Regions from separate parts of the Homo sapiens genome. Here region 1 is linked to region 2. Evidence: chromatin loops called from intact Hi-C (ENCODE). Cell type or tissue: Calu3. All regions are shown on one strand. Each heading gives the region's core, and the rest is flanking DNA. Links, peaks and the distances in the headings are about the cores only.

Evidence for each region. A loop is a pair of places that touch in the nucleus more often than their neighbours do. Peaks named below come from ENCODE experiments on the same cell type or tissue, not always from the same donor. Only the 100,000 strongest peaks of a DNase experiment are listed, where the experiment ranks them.
Region 1: it touches region 2 in a loop (2.7-fold over the local background); 2 of 110 quality-filtered maps call a loop at or near these places.

What each region holds. Positions count from the first base shown.
Region 1 is chr7:22,483,280-22,492,038 of GRCh38, forward strand. The region is part of intron 4 of STEAP1B (STEAP family member 1B); the gene reads right to left. Among named protein-coding and RNA genes, the nearest start is that of STEAP1B, 13 kb to the right of the region's middle. In Calu3, for the core only: a CTCF peak has its summit at 5,769 (motif pointing left); a DNase peak (open chromatin) is centred at 5,772.
Region 2 is chr7:22,329,658-22,338,416 of GRCh38, forward strand. The region is part of intron 1 of RAPGEF5 (Rap guanine nucleotide exchange factor 5); the gene reads right to left. Among named protein-coding and RNA genes, the nearest start is that of RAPGEF5, 23 kb to the right of the region's middle. RefSeq lists an enhancer at 28-528. In Calu3, for the core only: no CTCF peak of the experiment used is centred there; DNase peaks (open chromatin) are centred at 3,124 and 4,254.

The DNA.
Region 1 (8,759 bases), core at 3,201-8,200, 150 kb after region 2:
CCAGTGTTTTGTTTTGCTATGTTTAACAGATCGTTATTCCACATATGGATGAGGGGTACAGGCATACGTTCATTTTTACTCAGATTACAAAAACAGGAAACGTGGAAGTTGCCTATGGGCATGACTCAAGGGGCACTGAGCTGGCCTTTCTGTCCCCAACACAGGCATTCCTCGTTTTCTGCTACAAGTATTGCATTTTGTTTTTGGTTTTGTTTTTTTAACAAATTGGATGTTTGTGGCAAGCCTCTGTCAAGCAAGTCTATTAGTGTCATTTTCTCAACAACATGTGCTCACTTCATGTCTTGTCGCATTTTGGTGATTCAATATTTCAAAATTTTTCATTATCATTATTGTATCTGTGATGGTGATCTGTCATCAGTGATCTTTGATGTTACTACCGTAATTGTTTTGGGATACCACAACTCTGCCTTTCACTTAAAGGCTGAGAGGCTATTTAGGGTTACTAACTGGCCTAATTTCAGTGTTGGATCTTGGAATAGGGAGAGGCAGAGAGACACGAAATGGCTGGTCGGTGGAGCAGTCAGAACAAACATTTATTAAGTTCACTGTCTCATACAGGTGTGATTCATGGTGTCCCCAGTTACAATAGTAACAAAGATCACTCAAAGTTTGTTAGAAGATCAAACTAGCCACTACATTCTCTTAAGCCAAAGCCTAATCCAGAGCAAGGCCCTAAAGTTCTTCAGGTCTGTGAAAGCTGAGAGAGGTGAGGAAGCTGCAGAAAAGCTGGCAGCTACCAGGTTGGTTCATGAGGTTTAACAAAAAATGCCATCTCCATAACGTAGAAGTGCAAGGTGAAGCAGCAAGTACTGATGGAGAAGCTGTAGTGAGTTACTCAGAATATCTAGCTAGGATCATTGAAGCAGGTGGCTACACTAAGCAGAATTTCAATGTAGACAAAAATAGCCCTCTTGGAAGATGCCATCTAGGAGAAGTTCATGCCTGCCTCCAAAGCTACAAAGGACAGGCTGATTCTTGTTAGGGGTTAATGCAGCTGGTGACTGTAAGTGGAAGCGAATGCACATTTATCATTCTGAAAATCCTGGGGTCCTTCAGAATTATGCTAAATCTACTCAGCCTGTGCTCTAGACATGGCACAAAACCTGGATGACAACACATCTGTTTACAGCATGATTTACTGCACATTTTAAGCCCACTGTTGAGACCTACTGCTCATAATAAAGATGTCTTTCAAAATATTACCCTCATTGACAATGCACCTGGTCACCCAAGAGCTCAGATGGAGATGCAAGGAGACGAATGTTTTGTTTTGTTTTGTTTTTCACACCTGCTAATACCATATTCATTCTGCAGCCCATAAATCAAGGAGTCATTTCAACTTTCAAGTCTTATTTTTTGAAGTATATTTTATAAGGCCAGAGATGCCATAGGTAATGATTCCTCTTAATGGATCTGGGCAAAGTCAATTGAGAATCTTCTGGAAAGATTTACCATTTTAGATGCCATTAAAAATATTTGTGATTTGTGGAAAGAAATCAACATTATCAACATTCATAGGAGTTTAGAAGAAGTTGATTCCAGTCCTCATGGATGACTTTGAGGGGTTCAAGACTTCAGTGGAAAAAGTCAATGCAGATGTATAGAAATAGCAGCAAGAGAACTGGAATTCTGAGTACAGCCTGAAGCTGTGACTGAGTTGCTGCAATTTCATGATAAAACTTGAACAAGTGAGGAGTTGCTTTTCATAGATGATCAAAGAAAGTGGTTTCTTGAGATGAAATCTATTCCTGGAGAAGACGCTGTGAAGATTGTTACAATGACAAAAGATTTAGAATATCACATAAACTTAGCTGATGAAGCAGTAGCAGGATCTGAGAGGATTGATTCCAATTCTTAAAGAAATTCTACTGTGGGTAAAATGCCATCAAACAGCATCACATGCCACAGAGAAATCTTTCCTGAAAGGAAGAGCCCATTGATGTGGCAAACTTCATTACTGTCTTATTTTAAGAAATTGCCACAGCCACCTAGCCTTTAGCAACCTCCACCCTAATCAGTCAGCAGCCATCAACATTGAAGCAAGACCTCCACCAGCAAAAAGATGACTCACTGAAAGCTCAGATGATTATCAGCATTTTTTTAGCAATAAAGTATTTTAAATTAAGATATGTACATTTTTTAGACATGATGTTATTGTACACTTAATAGACTATAGTGTAGTATGAACAACTTTTTTATTTTTTTAGAGATAGGTTCTCACTCTGTTGCTAAGGCTAGAGTGCAGTGGCATGATCATAGCTCACTGCAGCCTCAAACTCCTGACTTCAAATGATTCTCTCACCTTGGCCTCCCAAATAGCTAAATATAACTTTTATATGCACTGGGAAACAAAAAAATCATGCAACTCACTTTATTCCAATAGCCTGGAAACAAACTAGCAATATGTCCAAGGTATGCCTGTATATTTCTCTACATAGTTTGCGTGAAATTCCACCATGAGAAATTCCTTCAAGTCAGTGATTCTGAACTGGAGATGAGTCTGCCTCTGGCTTCCCCTTGTTAAAATAGATTGCTGAGCCCAACCCAGAGTTTGATTCAAGAGGAACCCAAGAACTGTATTTCTAACAGGTTTCCAGAGGATGCTGATGCTGCTGGTTTGGGGACTCCACTTTAAGAACCACCGGTTAAGAGGCCTGAATGAGATAATACACGTACACAGCTATTAGTATACTGCCTGGCATACGTAAGCCTGCCACACTCAGTGGTTCTCAAACTCGGTTGCACATTAAGATTACCTGGAGAGCTTATAAAAATCCCAGTGCCCATTCTGCACCTCAGACCAATTACAGCAGAATCCCAGGGGCAAGGGCACACATCGTTGCTTTTTGAAGCTCCCCAGGTGATTTCATTGTACAGTCATGGCTTAGAGGCACTGCCTTAGAGGTGGTTTAGAGAGAAAGTCGCTTGCGTTCACAGAACACTAATTTCTAACAGCCGCTGAAGGAAACTGACTAGAAAGGACCAGACATCCCATTGGCACTGTGGAGTATAGTTCTGTGTCTGGAAGGCCAAATAAACCTGCCTGGCCTTTCATGAAAGGACCAAAGCCAGAGGCAGAATACAGTTTAAGAGAGTTATTGCAAACAAGGCCCTGAGGCCTTTGCTTCTACTTCATCCTCCTTTGCACCTCCTCTGAACCAGCCTGGCTTTGTCGCCTTAAACTTCCTCCTATGCCAACCCTCTCAGAGGGATTCCTAAATGCTCCCTTCTCCAGGCCTCACCCACTCACTTTTCTGCAGTCTACAGCTTGATTCTTCCCTCCTGAAGTGATACTTGTTTTCAGAAAAGCCCCTCTGGTCCTGACCAGTTCTCATCTTCTCCTGTGCCTGTCCCTCTACCTCAGGCAATCTCCACATCCCTTCCTGCCCACCTTTCACCCTGCCAAGGGGTCATCCTGCTAAACCACATGTCAACTGCCCTCACTCCCTCTCAGGCAAGTCCTTCAGGGGCTCCCTCCCTTCCTTTCTAGCCACACTGGCCACTAGCCCTTCCTGGTGGATCCTGTTTCAGGGCCTTCACTCAGGCTGCCCTGGGGATGATGACATCCCACACTCTCGGACTCCTGGCTCAGCCTTCTCAGCTCACTCAGTGCTTTCCCCAGGAAGGTGTCCGTAAAGCTGTACTCCCCACCCTAAAGGCCAGGGTATGATGAAGGCTGTCACTATAAATGTTAAGAGACATCCTAACAAGTATTGCTTTGTCTTTTCACATAGATAGAGGAAGGAAGGAAACAAAGGGTGAAAAGCCTTCTTGGTAACAAGAAACTACCATTTATTTACAGAGTCACCATTATTTCTTCCTCAGCCATGTGGGTATAAAAATGAGGACACAGCCAGGTGCAGTGGCTCATGCCTGAAATCCCAGCACTTTAGGAGACCAAGGCAGAAGGATCGCTTGAGCCCAGGAGTTTGGGGCTGCAGTGAGCTGTGATCGCACCACTGTACTCCAGCCTGGGTGACAGACCAAGACCCTGTTTCTAAACAATAAAAACATAAAGATGAGGACATGATCTCTGCTCTCAGAAATTTACATCTGATTCACTGGAGAGTTTTCTAAAATGTCACCATGATCACAGGTCTAACCCTAATGACAAAAACCAAGACTTGATAGTTAGATAAAAGGTTTCAGTTACATGAGTATTTGTTTGAAAAAAAAATGTCTTGCAAAGGCCTAGAAATTAAAACACATGCCGGGCGCGTTGGCTCATGCCTGTAATCCCAGCATTTTAGGACGCCGAGGATGGCGGGGGCGGGGGGGTGCATCACCTGAGGTCGGGAGTTCAAGACCAGCCTGACCAACGTGGAGAAACCCTGTCTCTACTAAAATTATAAAATTAGCCAGGCATGGTGATGCATGCCTGTAATCCCAGGCACTCTGGAGGCTGAGGCAGGGGAAATCACTTGAACCTGGGAGGCGGAGGTTACGATGAACCAAGATCGCACCATTGCACTCCAGCCTAGGCAACAAGAGCAAAACTCCACCCAAAAAAAAAAAAAAAAAAGAAAAAAGAAAAAAAAAAATCCACACATAGATTTACTATATTGCCTTTCCAAAAGAGAAAAGAATACAAGTAAAATATAAAACTGAGCAAATTATATTAGCATCTGTATCTCTGAATAATTGAAATCAGGACTGCCCCCAGAAAACCCCATCCACCCCATAATAAAGGGTGACTGGCATTCTAACCCATTTGTGAGGTTGAGAATCTGAAAAGTGACTACTCCCCACACGCCACCCCAGAAACTGCTGTGGCTGCACATACCTCCAACCACATCTGAAACAGGTGGCCAGGCTATTGTCCCAGTCCTCCGAGTCCCTTCTCTCCTGGCCCTTGACTCCACCCCCTCCCAAGGAGCAACTGCCCCATCCACATGGCCTCCAGGACCTGTTAGCCTGGGCACATGCTGTTTCCTCTTCTTCCCTGCCCCACCTATCCTTCCCACAGTGTGGCAGAGGATACCTTCCCAGATTTCCTGCGGGAGCCCTGCATTCTGTGTTTGGGGAAGGAGAAGAGGAAGGGCTTTATCATCTGAGCCACAACCTTTAACAACATACCTCCCTCCCATCTGTCAGTCTATGAGCCAGAAGAAGGCGAGTGCCCTTGCCCTACCTAGTCACCCTCGAGGCTGAGTGCCCAGGGACAGTGGGAATCAGAAGGGCTTGAATAAGTGGACCCCACCCTCATCCTCACCCATGCTGTGTTGCACTGTGGCCTTCTTTCAAAGTGAAAAAGTCAACTCTGAAATGCAGACCCAGTGGGGAATTTAAAACAAACACCTCAGCCCTAACAAAAGGGAAGATGGAAACAAAAGTTCTTGGTAGGTTCTGCCATGTTTTCACAGGAGCCACATCACTACAGATGATAATTCCAACAGCCCCTTGAGAGGAAACCACTGCTGACTGGCACCCAGCAGGCAGAAGCAGTCAGGGGACATATGCAATTGCAGACCTGAACCGCACAGACCTTGTCCCTTACACCCCAGTCATGCAGCCCTCAGTTTTCTAGCCTTTGAGCCAGTGCACATGAAGGTGGAGGCTGAGAAGGCTCTTAGAAATAAGCCAGGAAGGTCTTACATCTTGCCACGGACAAGTCCCCACGTAGATCAAATTGTTGAAGAAGCCATAAAAATGACTAGGAGTTGCAAAGACCGGATGCAGTACCCTTGGATAAGTTCTCTTCTACCCAAGGCTTTTTACTGGGAATGAAGAGTCACAGAGCAGGCAACAGCGACACCTGCTGTTCAGAATAGATTCAAACCAGGCAGGGAGAAACCAGAAACCCGAGTTCTCGCCATAGAGGCAGCATCGCCTGCACGTGACTTCACAAAAGAACATAAGACCTAGGGTCTGTCCTCCTATTGATTGTTTTGGGAGTCCTCATTTACCTGGTACAAGTAAGGAAGACACTGTCCTAGCTAATAATGTAACTAGTAGTTACAACATTCATGGACCATGAGTTTTCAGAGAACATAATACGGTCAAAGCACCATACTTAAACAGTACTATATTAAATGGACTCCCCTTAGCAATAGAAAAAGGTATAAGACCCTCAAGAAACATAGTTGATATGTCTGATAATTGGGCACCATTATGGGTTGAATTCTGTCCTCCAAAAAGATGTTGAAGTCATAAGCCCAAGTACCTGTGACTGTGACCTTACTGGGAGATAGGGTCTTTGCAGATGATCAAGTTCACCTGAAGTCATCAGGGTGTGCCCCAAGCCCACAGGACTGGTTTCCTTATAAAAAGGAGAATTTTGGACACAGAGACGGACAGGCACACAGGTGAACAGCATGTGACCGTGAAGGCAGAGACTGGGGCTGCATTGCATCTAGGAATGCTGAAGATTGTCAGCAATCACTAGAAGCCAGGAGACAGACCTGGAACAGGCTCTCCCTCACAGCCCTCAAAAGGCAATGCGGGCTCTTTTTTGGTTCCATATGAAGTTTAGAGCAGTTTTTTCCAATTCTGTGAAGAAAGTCATTGGTAGCTTGATGGGAATGTCATTGAATCTATAAATTACCTTGGGCAGTATGGCCATTTTCATGATATTGATTCCTCCTATCCGTATATCTGGGTTATTTTATAATCAGGAAAAAAGCACTAAATGTGAATAAAAGTGCTGAATTATTTTAGTTATAATGTTACCTTTCATGGTCCAGCCTCTGAAGTGCTTGAATTCTATACTTCCTATTCATGATCTGACTTTGAGCTTTATTAATTCCATTCCAAGCTATGCGTAATTTCTATTCCAAAAGAATGTTTTCTATCTTTTTGAAAACAATCCAAAAGATCTTTTTCGATTTATCTTTTTCTTCAAAATTATTTTAGTGATTTTATTTTATTTTTAGAAAACTTTTTTTTAAAAAACTGACAATTATATCTCAATTTGGTATTAAAACACTATTTTCCTGGTGCTTGAAAACTCAAAAATCTCCATTGTCTATAGTATAAAATACAGAATTTTAAAGCTTTTCTCTAGTGTATTTCCAAATTGCCTACCTTATTTTACTTATTATGCCTCTATGTAAGCCCTCTTTTTCTATCCTATTGGCCTAGAATATGTCATTTTTAGTCCTGTCTCTTGTGGGACTCTACTAAATGGTCCATGTTTACTAAATGATCCATTGGTTAGATCCGTTTCCTTTTGAAACCTTTCCTGAGCTTTCCAAACTCAAAAAAACTCTACCTTCTGTAATTATTTATGACACATTATTATTCTCTTGGAACATGCATACTATTTTGTATTACCGTCCTTTCTAGGGTAACTTCTGGATGATTTTGTATATGCACAACACCTAGGAGTGTTTATCCACAATACTTGGAAGCGTCTTACATATTTGGTAAGGTTGTAATGATGGGTGGGCTCATTTCACTTAGACTACATGCCAATAGTCTACCTGAGAGTGTTCCCGTTCTTTCATGAAGAAAGTAGTGTGTATTTCCTTTTGGCAGAGGCATCCTTGCCAGCAAGATACTAGGAGTACACATTTCTACCAGGAAAGCAAAATACAGACTGGAAGCCAAAAGTCAAGGAATTCTGGCCAAAGATGTAAAGAGCCAAATTCTCTCAGAAATGGTTTCCTAGAAGTAATTTGTGCTGACTATGCTTCAGTTCAAACAAACTCCTTTAAGAGCAAAATAGCAGTACGTGATATATCTAACCATTGTAGATAGCTATCTTGAAGTAGGAGTATATAACTGTTGGTTAAAATAATCTAGATTATTGCTTCAGCAATTCCGTTCATTTTGAAAAGTAGCAACTCATTTTCTGCAGATATGTAGTAGTAAGTGCACATCGTTTTAGAATTGGAGTATCTTTCTAATTACTGAACAGCTCTTGTCTGGTGTGGACTTTGGTTGAAGCTAGTGTGTTGAAGGTTTCTTTTTAAAACTGAGTGCCATAGTATAGTGACACTAATATCTATATTCATATCTATAATTATCCAGATATATAATAAATGTTTATTAAATGCAAGCTATGTCTCTCACAGGATGAAAAGAAATATAAGCCATTGTCCTTGCCTTTAAGAAGTTTGCAGTATGGATGGCTAGATAATATGTGTTACTTATTGAAATATGAATTCATAATAGAATAAAGCAGTTCATCATTATTTAAGAATGATACAACAAAAATATCATGAGAGCGAAAGGGAGAGAAAGGAGTTCCTTCAGGCTGGGATGACTATAGAAATCTATATGGAAGTAAACTCTGTCTTGCATTTGAAGAATGGGTAGACTTTGAAGAGGAAAGAAGAGAGAAAAAAGGTATTCTTGGTGAATAAAGAATGTGAACAATGTGAACAAGGCCATGGAGTCAAAGTCATTTTAGGAAGAAAGTGAGTAAATTGACTTTTTTGGGGAGGTATAAAATTGTTGATTAGACCAGAAGAATCTGGGTTGAGATTATAGAAAAGTGTGAATGCCAGGTAAGGACTAAGGACTTACCTTTTAAGTGTGAGGACCCATTTAGGGAAGATTTTGAGAAAAGAAAACATATGATCCAAGTTGAGTTTTACTGAAGTTAATTTGTCAGCTATGTTCTGTTTGAAAAGGAAGATAGAGACAGTAATATGAGGATGTTTAGAAGACCAAGAAAGCAGCTGAAGTGTGAAGTAGAATAGAGGATATATGTAGTATTTCTGTTCAGCATCCCCTCTTTTCTGATTCAGTGATTCAGGTGGAGATGACACCATTTGCCCTCAAAAGCCATAGGT
Region 2 (8,759 bases), core at 2,204-7,203:
AGAATGGGTTCTGTGTCATAGCTAGATTGTTGTTTTTCCCTCTTCCCAAACTTCCACATTTTTGATGTTGGATATTGTCAGGTCCAGGGTCAGGATCCAGCCCATGCTGAGGTCCGAAGGCAATGGGTGGATGAGTGGCAGACAGGTAAAAGAACACTCAGGGGGCCACAGGCAGGTACAAGATATTTTTATTCAGCAGTTGTCTTAGACTGTCTCTGTCTCCACTAACTGCTCCCGCCGCTCCCACACACAGCTGCATGGCCAGCTCTCTCTTCAGGGTCAGCAACTTAACTCCTTCCCTCTGGGCACAAGCAAACAGAGCTGTGTCCTGGCTCCCCACAGTCTGTCTACAAGACAGCTATAAAACAATATATAAAAAAGCTATGAAGCAACATAACATTTCCACTCTCATAGCCCTGTCACCTCCAACCCTATAAAGGAAAGACAAAGTTCACAGATAAAAACGATGACTCGACACATAAAGGATTAAGAACAAGTCTACAGACAGAAAGAAATCCACAGGTAAGTTAGCTCTCATGTAACTGCAGTTATGGATGGGGGAAAGTGAGTTAAACCTCTAGGTAAAGAGCTGAGAAAGCAGGACAAGGCTGGGGTCTGCTGGGAAGGATGTTGGCACTAATGCTCCCTTTCTGCCCAGTGAAGTCCATTTGGCTTTCTGCCCATCCTGAAGAGATGTAAGCACAGAGGAGACCATGGATGTAAGGGAAGGAGCCCTGTGCAAGTGTAAAGGCAGACAGAAGACAGTGATAACCTATGGTAGGGAAATTTCAAACAGCAAAGCAAGAAGAGATGAGGCAGCCCTTCCATTTCTAAATGGCCCTTTGTAGGTAAAGGATACAAACTAGGCTCTGCCCAAGTTCCTGTTCTAAGAACATCATTGTTCGGAGTGTCTTGTGGCCCATTTGCTAAAGTGCTTAGGATCACTTTCTCTTGCCATTAACCTCTGAATAATCAAATCTAACAACATCTGAAGAAAACAATTCAGAAAGTAAATACTGCAAAGTCAAATATCAGTAACTCAGGAGTCCCCCGTATTTAGATTCCATCATGTCTATACGCAACCAGGTTCTATATCAGCTTCAGAAACAGGAGTGTGATATATGCAATGGATTATAAGACAACAGCTACATTTAATACCTGACCTGAAGGCACATGGTCAATGTCGTTTTTAGTAAAATCCAAACTCCCTCTCTGACCCAGAATACAGGTATTGCATTAGCTACTCACTCTGGGGTATGTAAACCGCATATCAATTTTTAAATTAAAATCATGATCCTCACATATAGGACGCTAGCTTCATTAGAGCTCCACAGGCAAGGATTTCAGCTTTGATCCCTGCCCCACAGCCCTCCACTGTCCACCACATTCCCTCCTGAGTCCCGAGTGCCAACTCTCCAGTTCGACACCAGAGAACGTCAGTACTCAGGCTTCAGCATGCAAACTGCGACACAGATAGCAACCCGTGGGAGGAAACGGGGTTTTAAAGAACCCTGAAATACAGATTCAATTAACTACTTTTCCACACAGATCTTTCACTGAGGGTAAGATTAAATCACCAACATAGTTGTTTTTAAAGCAGTTCCTAAGCTGGACTGAAACTATTTTAAAAGTTGTAGATGGAACATAAAATGGAATGATTGAATCTTATTTCTTTTTTCTAAGATATGCCCCTCTCCAAGGTGGAAGGCCCACAGAAGCTCGATCTTTCTATACCCTCTTAAGTCTGATATTACGTGTGTCCTTGAAATAAAAGGTCAACACCCCTTTAAAAAGTTACAGGAGGTGGGCCAAGCACGGTGGCTCACGCCTGTAATCCCAGCACTTTGGGAGGCCGAGGCGGGCGGATCACGAGGTCAGGAGATCGAGACCATCCTGGCTAACATGCTGAAACCCTGCCTCTACTAAAAATACAAAAAATCAGCCAGGCGTGGTGGTGGGCGCCCGTAGTCCCAGCTACTCGGGATGCTGAGGCAGGAGAATAGCGTGAACCCGGGAGGCGGAGCTTGCAGTGAGTGGAGATCGCACCATTGCACTCCAGCCTGGGTGATAGAGCGAGACTCCATCTCAAAAAAAAAAAAAAAAAGAAAAAAGAAAAAGTTACAGGAGGTACCAAGTTGACCAAGAACATTCAAGAAAGAAGGAGTACATTCAGAACAGGGACAGCAGTAAGCAGGTTACCAGTGATTTCCTTCTATTTCTATTGCATAATCCAAGAATCATGACTTAGAGGAAACTTGTTGAAAGTAATGGAAAAACTTAGAACATCAAAGTATTGTTAAAATTCTAGGGTAAAAACATTATATCCTTCCAGCTTGAAAACCACATGATTCTGGAGATTGGTTGCACAACATGAATGTACTTAACAATACTTAACTGTACACTGAAAAATGGTTATGATGAAAAATTTTATCTTATGTGTATTTTATGACAATTAAAAGCAAAAAAAAATTTTAACTATATTTGACAGATTCTGAAATTACAAATTTACTTGCAAATGATAATCTCCAAAGTTAACTAAAAACAAAACTAAAGCCTCCCGGTTGAAGGTTCTCTACCAGGGCACTCGAACTTTGCCTGTAAATTGCTGTGCCTCCACGCCCTGGGGAGATTTAATGCCCTGTCAAACCTTCTTCATTTCAGTAAGGTTTTCAATGGCAACCTTAGAAAGGTAATCATGAGCAAATGAAGCTCCAGGAGTTAATTAGCACAATTGTTTCCCAATGTTTTATTTTTACATATGTACTTAAATGCAGTAAAAAAGTCATCATATAAATAAAGCCCTAAATACAAAGGTAAAATGAGGAGTGTTCCACCTACAGAGAACAGGATGTTCTTCTTTCTGTGAAAAGCACTTTCTCCCTCCACTCTCACCCACATTTCTGTAGTAAAGATTCCATGCTAACAAGAGGTTTTCAACAACTGGTTCCCATTTCTTATTATGGACGAGATTTGACACACACAGGAAACTTGTTTTCGAAAGCTTTCCAGTTATAAATTAATTCCATGACTCATGGGAGGCAATTTCTTTCACATAGTCCTCACCTAAGTCCTATGTATCTCAAGCTGGACAGCAAACACTTCTCACAATCACAGTCCTATTAACCAACAGGTGGCACATTAAATCTTTAGCCACCTTCTCTCTGGCTTTCTTACACCCTTCTACGCCTGAGGGAGCAACCCACTACAGGGTACACAGACACACAATTGGAAGAACCTGTGGCTGTTTTCGTAAATCACTGGCTTTCAAACTTTTTTTTACTGCAACCCACTGTAAGGAGTATATTTTATATGGTTACCCAGGTCACACAAACATATGTGTGTAGGTACATAGCTGAAATAAAATGCTTTTAATCATCTCTTACTCTGCCTACCAAGTGAGATCAACTCTGAGCTCATTATGTGATACAGATATATATTCATATTAAATGCTAACATTTCACTATAGTGATTCTATAATTCTCATGTTAAACTGTCACGAAAAAAACTTTTTAAAAGTTCCTTTGAGTCTTCAGATCTTCAGTAGATAAATATTTAAGTATTTACATATTTAAAATCAGGTTGAACTGCATGACTATATACCCAGATACAGTGGGGGGTCAGGGGGAGGAGGTGAAAGAGAGAGGGCAACACTAACCAACCTTGGGCCCAAAACAGCATATTCAGTGCATGGGATATACTTAGTCATTAATGTTTTTTTAAGTAAAGCTTCCCTACAAACAGACTCTGATCTAGGTTTGCCAGAATAACCAACAGTCTTAACAATCTTACCTGAAGGGAAAGATTATTTCAACAAAAGAATGGACAGCTGTAGTTTTCTTTGAGCCAAATTTAAAGAATGAAAAGAGTATTTATTACAGGAATCTCCCATTCTTTTTTATTTCTAAATATTAATGCTGCAATTTTTAAAAAGAGGGGGACCTCTAAAAACCTTCATAGGGGTAGGATGGTGTAAGGTATATGAATGTGCTTTGGTCAAGGAATAGGCTGAGGCACACATCCAGGCCTGCATGACTTGGTGGGATTTGCGCGCAGGCACACACCTCCACTTGTTATATAACCTGTTTGTGTAAGCTCATATTTGGCTTGGAGCCACTATTGTTTGGAAAAGGTATAACTGCCGTGCTGGCACTGTATAGGTGCTCTTGTGCTGGCACCCAGAGAAACAGAGAGAGAACCAGAGCTGTCTGTCTTGCAGATGGACAGAGGGGAGCCAGGGCACGGCATGGCTTGACATGGCTCGTGCTTGTGCCCCAAGAAACGGTTAAACTACTGACCCTGAAGGCAAAGGAGAGTCGGCTGCGCCGTTGTGCATGGGAGCGGCTGGCTCAAGCAGCCAAGACAGAGCGGACAGTGTTAAGAGAGCTGCTAATGAGAGAGCTGCTGAATAAAACTACATTTCACCTGCCTACAGCGCCCCGAGTGTTCTTTCCAGTATCGCCAATCCACCCACACCCCACGGACCTCAGCATGGGCCCGAGCCTGACCCTGAGCATGACATTTGGGTTAGTCGTGGACCTGACAGATGGGTTTGTCTACCACAAGAGTTTCCATCTTGGCTTTTTCTCATTCAACAAAACAATAGGAGGAAAGAGAAAGAGAAGTGTTAAAAATGATCATGAAAACATAGTATTAATAACACACACACACAAAGTGGCAGAAAAAAAATGAATACACTATTCCTAAGGGCAGCAGTGTAAAACTAAAGCCCAAAATGTAGACATTGAGGTCTTTATGTATCCTCTGTCGTTAATCATGTTCCAGAATCAATGTTTCCGAGAGAACCATGAAGAACTGAAACAAAGTCCTTGAACAAAGATTGGCAATTTCTGATAAGGGAAAAGCTAAGGCAAGCAAAGAAGAGATTGTGGCATAGAAGGAACACCTGCATCCTGGACAGCAGCCTGGCATTTATTTAGCAGCACTGCCAACATACATATGTATACATATAAGATCACTTAGCAGTATGTATTTACCAACCACTGATCTACTGCTTATTATTTTCCACTCACTGTTCTAAGCACTTGTTATTAATATTAATGCATTTATTATTCATAACTATCTTTGGAAACACAGAGAGGTTAAGTCACTTGCCCACAGTCATTCAGTGGGTGAGGGTCAGGGAAACCCTGGATAGCTGGATCCAGCTTTTACATTTGTAATCTCTACATTCTTCCTATCCTTCTCTGAAGAATGCTCTTGGTTCCTGCTCCATTTGAAGCCTACCTCTCCAGCCGTCCAATAATTCTGCAAGCCAACCTGCATCTCAACATCCTTCCAGTAATTTCAGAGTTGGTCTCTTGTTTGCAATTAAGACCCCTGACAGATTCAGTCCCGAATCCAGTTACAAAGAAGAGTGTTATGTGAACACAAAAGCCTCCACTGTATCCTGCCCCAATAGCAAGTCAACTACCTGAGGAACACTGAGAAGAGGCAATGGGTGGGGATAGGCAGGGGCATGCATGTTTATAAACGAGCCAAATCCTTACCTTACAATCAAGAGCACTTGCAAATTTATGAAAGCAAGAAATAGTGGTGTTCATTTTTAGTTTCAACGAGGCAAGTGGATTTCATGTGATCAGCTACACAAGTTCACAGTTTTCTACCAGACTCTACTCTGACAAACAGCTATCAGTATCTTTAAGCCACAGTTCCCTGGACTTCACACACATAGAAATCTAAGAACTGGGAAAGGCAGAGGTAGATAAAGGGAGTAAACTCTCTCCTTTTTATCCAGTCAGTTCCCTCTCTTCCCACAAGAGCTATCTTCTACCTCATCTTCCCACACCTACCTCAAGGCTAGGCTTGAGGACAACTGGCACCATGCTGACTGGGCAATGAAGGTGGAGACCTGGCACTGGGCAGGTGCAGCCTGGGGACAAGGTGGGGTGGGTGGGGCATCTACTTCCATTTTCCTGGAGGCCACAAAGCCGTATCAACTCTAGGGTGGGGGGACACACAGAATGGTCAGACTGCCATCTAGTTCTCCTTCCCTGAACCAAAACAAGAAACAAGCAAAAAAAAAAAAACAACAAAACAACAACAACAACAACAACGAAACTTCCAAAGCTGTCCTAAAGGCAAATATCACCATTTAGTCATTTAAAAAGCAACTCCTTTCCTTCTCTGTCACATAAGGTAACTTGCACAACAGAAACTACTTTTCATACAAACATGCAAACGACCACACTTATAATTTCTTAAATAAGAATATTGGGAATCTAAGAGACTTTCTGTATAGAAAAGACAACCTTTGGTCATATTTCTGACAGACTTCTAGTCCTCTCAACACCAGAAACCTATTTGGTGTTCTTGTTGATTTTTAGTTTTTTGTTCAAACAGAAAGCAAATTACTGAATCCTAAGCATCCCTTCCTTCCCAACGCCCAGACTTCTTATTCCCAATGCCTCCATCTTAGATCAGGCCCTCAAGCCCTATCACCCGGGCAACAATCCCTAAGTGACTTCCCTGCCTTAACCTCTCCTTTCCCCACTCTGCACACTCTTCAGAAAGAGACCAATCTTTCTAAAGAAATGCTTTTGTCAACTGATGGTGACTGCCACCTTACATCTGTTACATCATGTCCACATATAGTCTCACCTTTATTCTGCCCCAAACCATGTATCTACTACATGAAGTGGTTCCAAAATGCTCATGTGAGGCACAATACGAATAAGGGCAATGAAATTTAATTTCATAAAATTAAATTTACTTAATTATGAAGAAGGGTCCTTTATTCTGGTGGTACAGAAACAGGCTATACCCTACTGGGAGAAGACTGAACTTAAGCAAAATAAAGAAGTTAATTATCAATTATGTATGTTAGACAGTGGTAGAGGAATAAGGCATGGAGAGGAGGTTGATGTTACAATTTTAAGTACAGTGGCCAAGGGGTCTTCAGACAGCCAGCTGGGAAGCGGTCCCCAGAGAAACTCCAACCAGCCTGTGCACTGAGAGGAGTGTGCACTGGGATGGAGCCACAGAAGTTCGTGCCATTTGCAGTGGGGAGGAGCCTGGCCCCTCCTCTTCCTGGGTGGAACCTGGGATTCAATCTGCCAGGCGGGAAGTGCACAAGCAGAACTCTGGCTTTGCAGAGGATCCCTGTTTCCCTTTTCACCCAATAAACCCTGCCCTCCTCACCTTTCAAATTGCCTGTGAGCCTAATTTTTCGTGGCTGTGTGACAAGGACCCCCATCTTTAGCTGAGCTAAGGAAAGAGTCCTACAACAGGCTCACAGAGAATAGCCTTTGAGCAGAGAGGTGAATGGATATCTTGAGAAAGGGCTTCAGACTGAGAAAACAAGTGCACAGGCCCTGAGGTGGTGTCACTGCCCAACATGTTCATCTTGCCTGCTGCCCAGATAGAGCCGAATTGTCAAGACAGGGGAATGGCAATACAGAAAGAGTATAATACGCGTCAAGCTGGCTAAATGGGAGACTAGAATTTTGTTATTACTCAAACCAGCCTCCCTGAAAATTTAAAGGCTAGACTTTTTCAAAGACAGTTTGGTGGGCAGGGGCTACGGTATGGGTGCTGCTGGTTTGGTTGGGGATGTAATCGCAATCATAGAGGTGTGGAAAATGGTCCTCTAGTGCTGACTCTGCTTCTGGCTGGGGATAACAGGACCAGTTGTCAAGCGTTGTGGGTCCAAGTGGGGCCATCAGGTCATTAGAAATGCAAAAGTTTTAAAAGACATCTTAAAAGGCCACTCTTAGGTTCTACAACAGTAATGTTATTTACAGGAGTAATTGAGGAAGTTGCAAATCTTGTGACCTCCAAAACGGCTGATAATTGGTTAACTATACCTACATCTTAGCAGAATTCAGGACCCCCTCATAATCCTAAACTTGTGGCCTTTTATTAGTTTTATAAAGGCAGTTTAGTTTGGGGAAGAGCTATTATCATTTAAACTATCAACTAAATTTCTCCCAAAGTTAGCTTGGCCCACGGCCCGGAATGACCCAGGGCAGTCTGGAGGTTCAAGGCAAGATAGAGTTGGTTAGGTCAGATCTCTTTCACTGTCATAATTTTCTGTTACAATTTTTACAAAGGTGCTTTCAGTGGGACCATGTCCAGCGTGATGGGCAAAGCCAGTGGGGAATACAGCAGTGTAAGAGGACAATACCATGGCTCTTAGATCTGAGGAAGAGACTCTTTTGTTTATAAAGCACATTGTTTGCAATGTTAACACACCACTCACATTTATATCTAATGTAAAATATGTCAGAAATCTCTGAGCAAATCAAAGTACCTATATGCAACCTTTGTTGCCTAATAACTAACCCTGATTGTTATTTTACACTTGGCTTTGTTCTTTTCATACTGCAGCAGCAAGTTTAATCTTTTGAGATCAAAGAACTGTCAGTAGCATAATTGCTCAGTAAAAGTATTTTTAGCAAGTCTTCATTAGAAGGATACTTACCTGCTGCATTTCATTTGAACTAGTGGATCTATTCTACTGCTGACAGATTGCTTTAATTTCTTCCTTGAGGTCTCAAAACCAGGTAAGCCTATTTCTTAGAGTTACAACCCAAATTATTAGTTTACCTGTTACGCAGCACATAAAATAAGTCAGACACCAACCTTACCAAGGTAATGTAGCTCTAACTCTGGTGGGTAGACAACTCCCAGCTCTTAAATCACCTCCACACTGAAGTTTTGCTCTCGTTCCAAACTCAGAGAGGTAGATTCTATATCTTTGCACTCCCCAAAGTATTTTCTGTTATTTTATGTTCTAACAC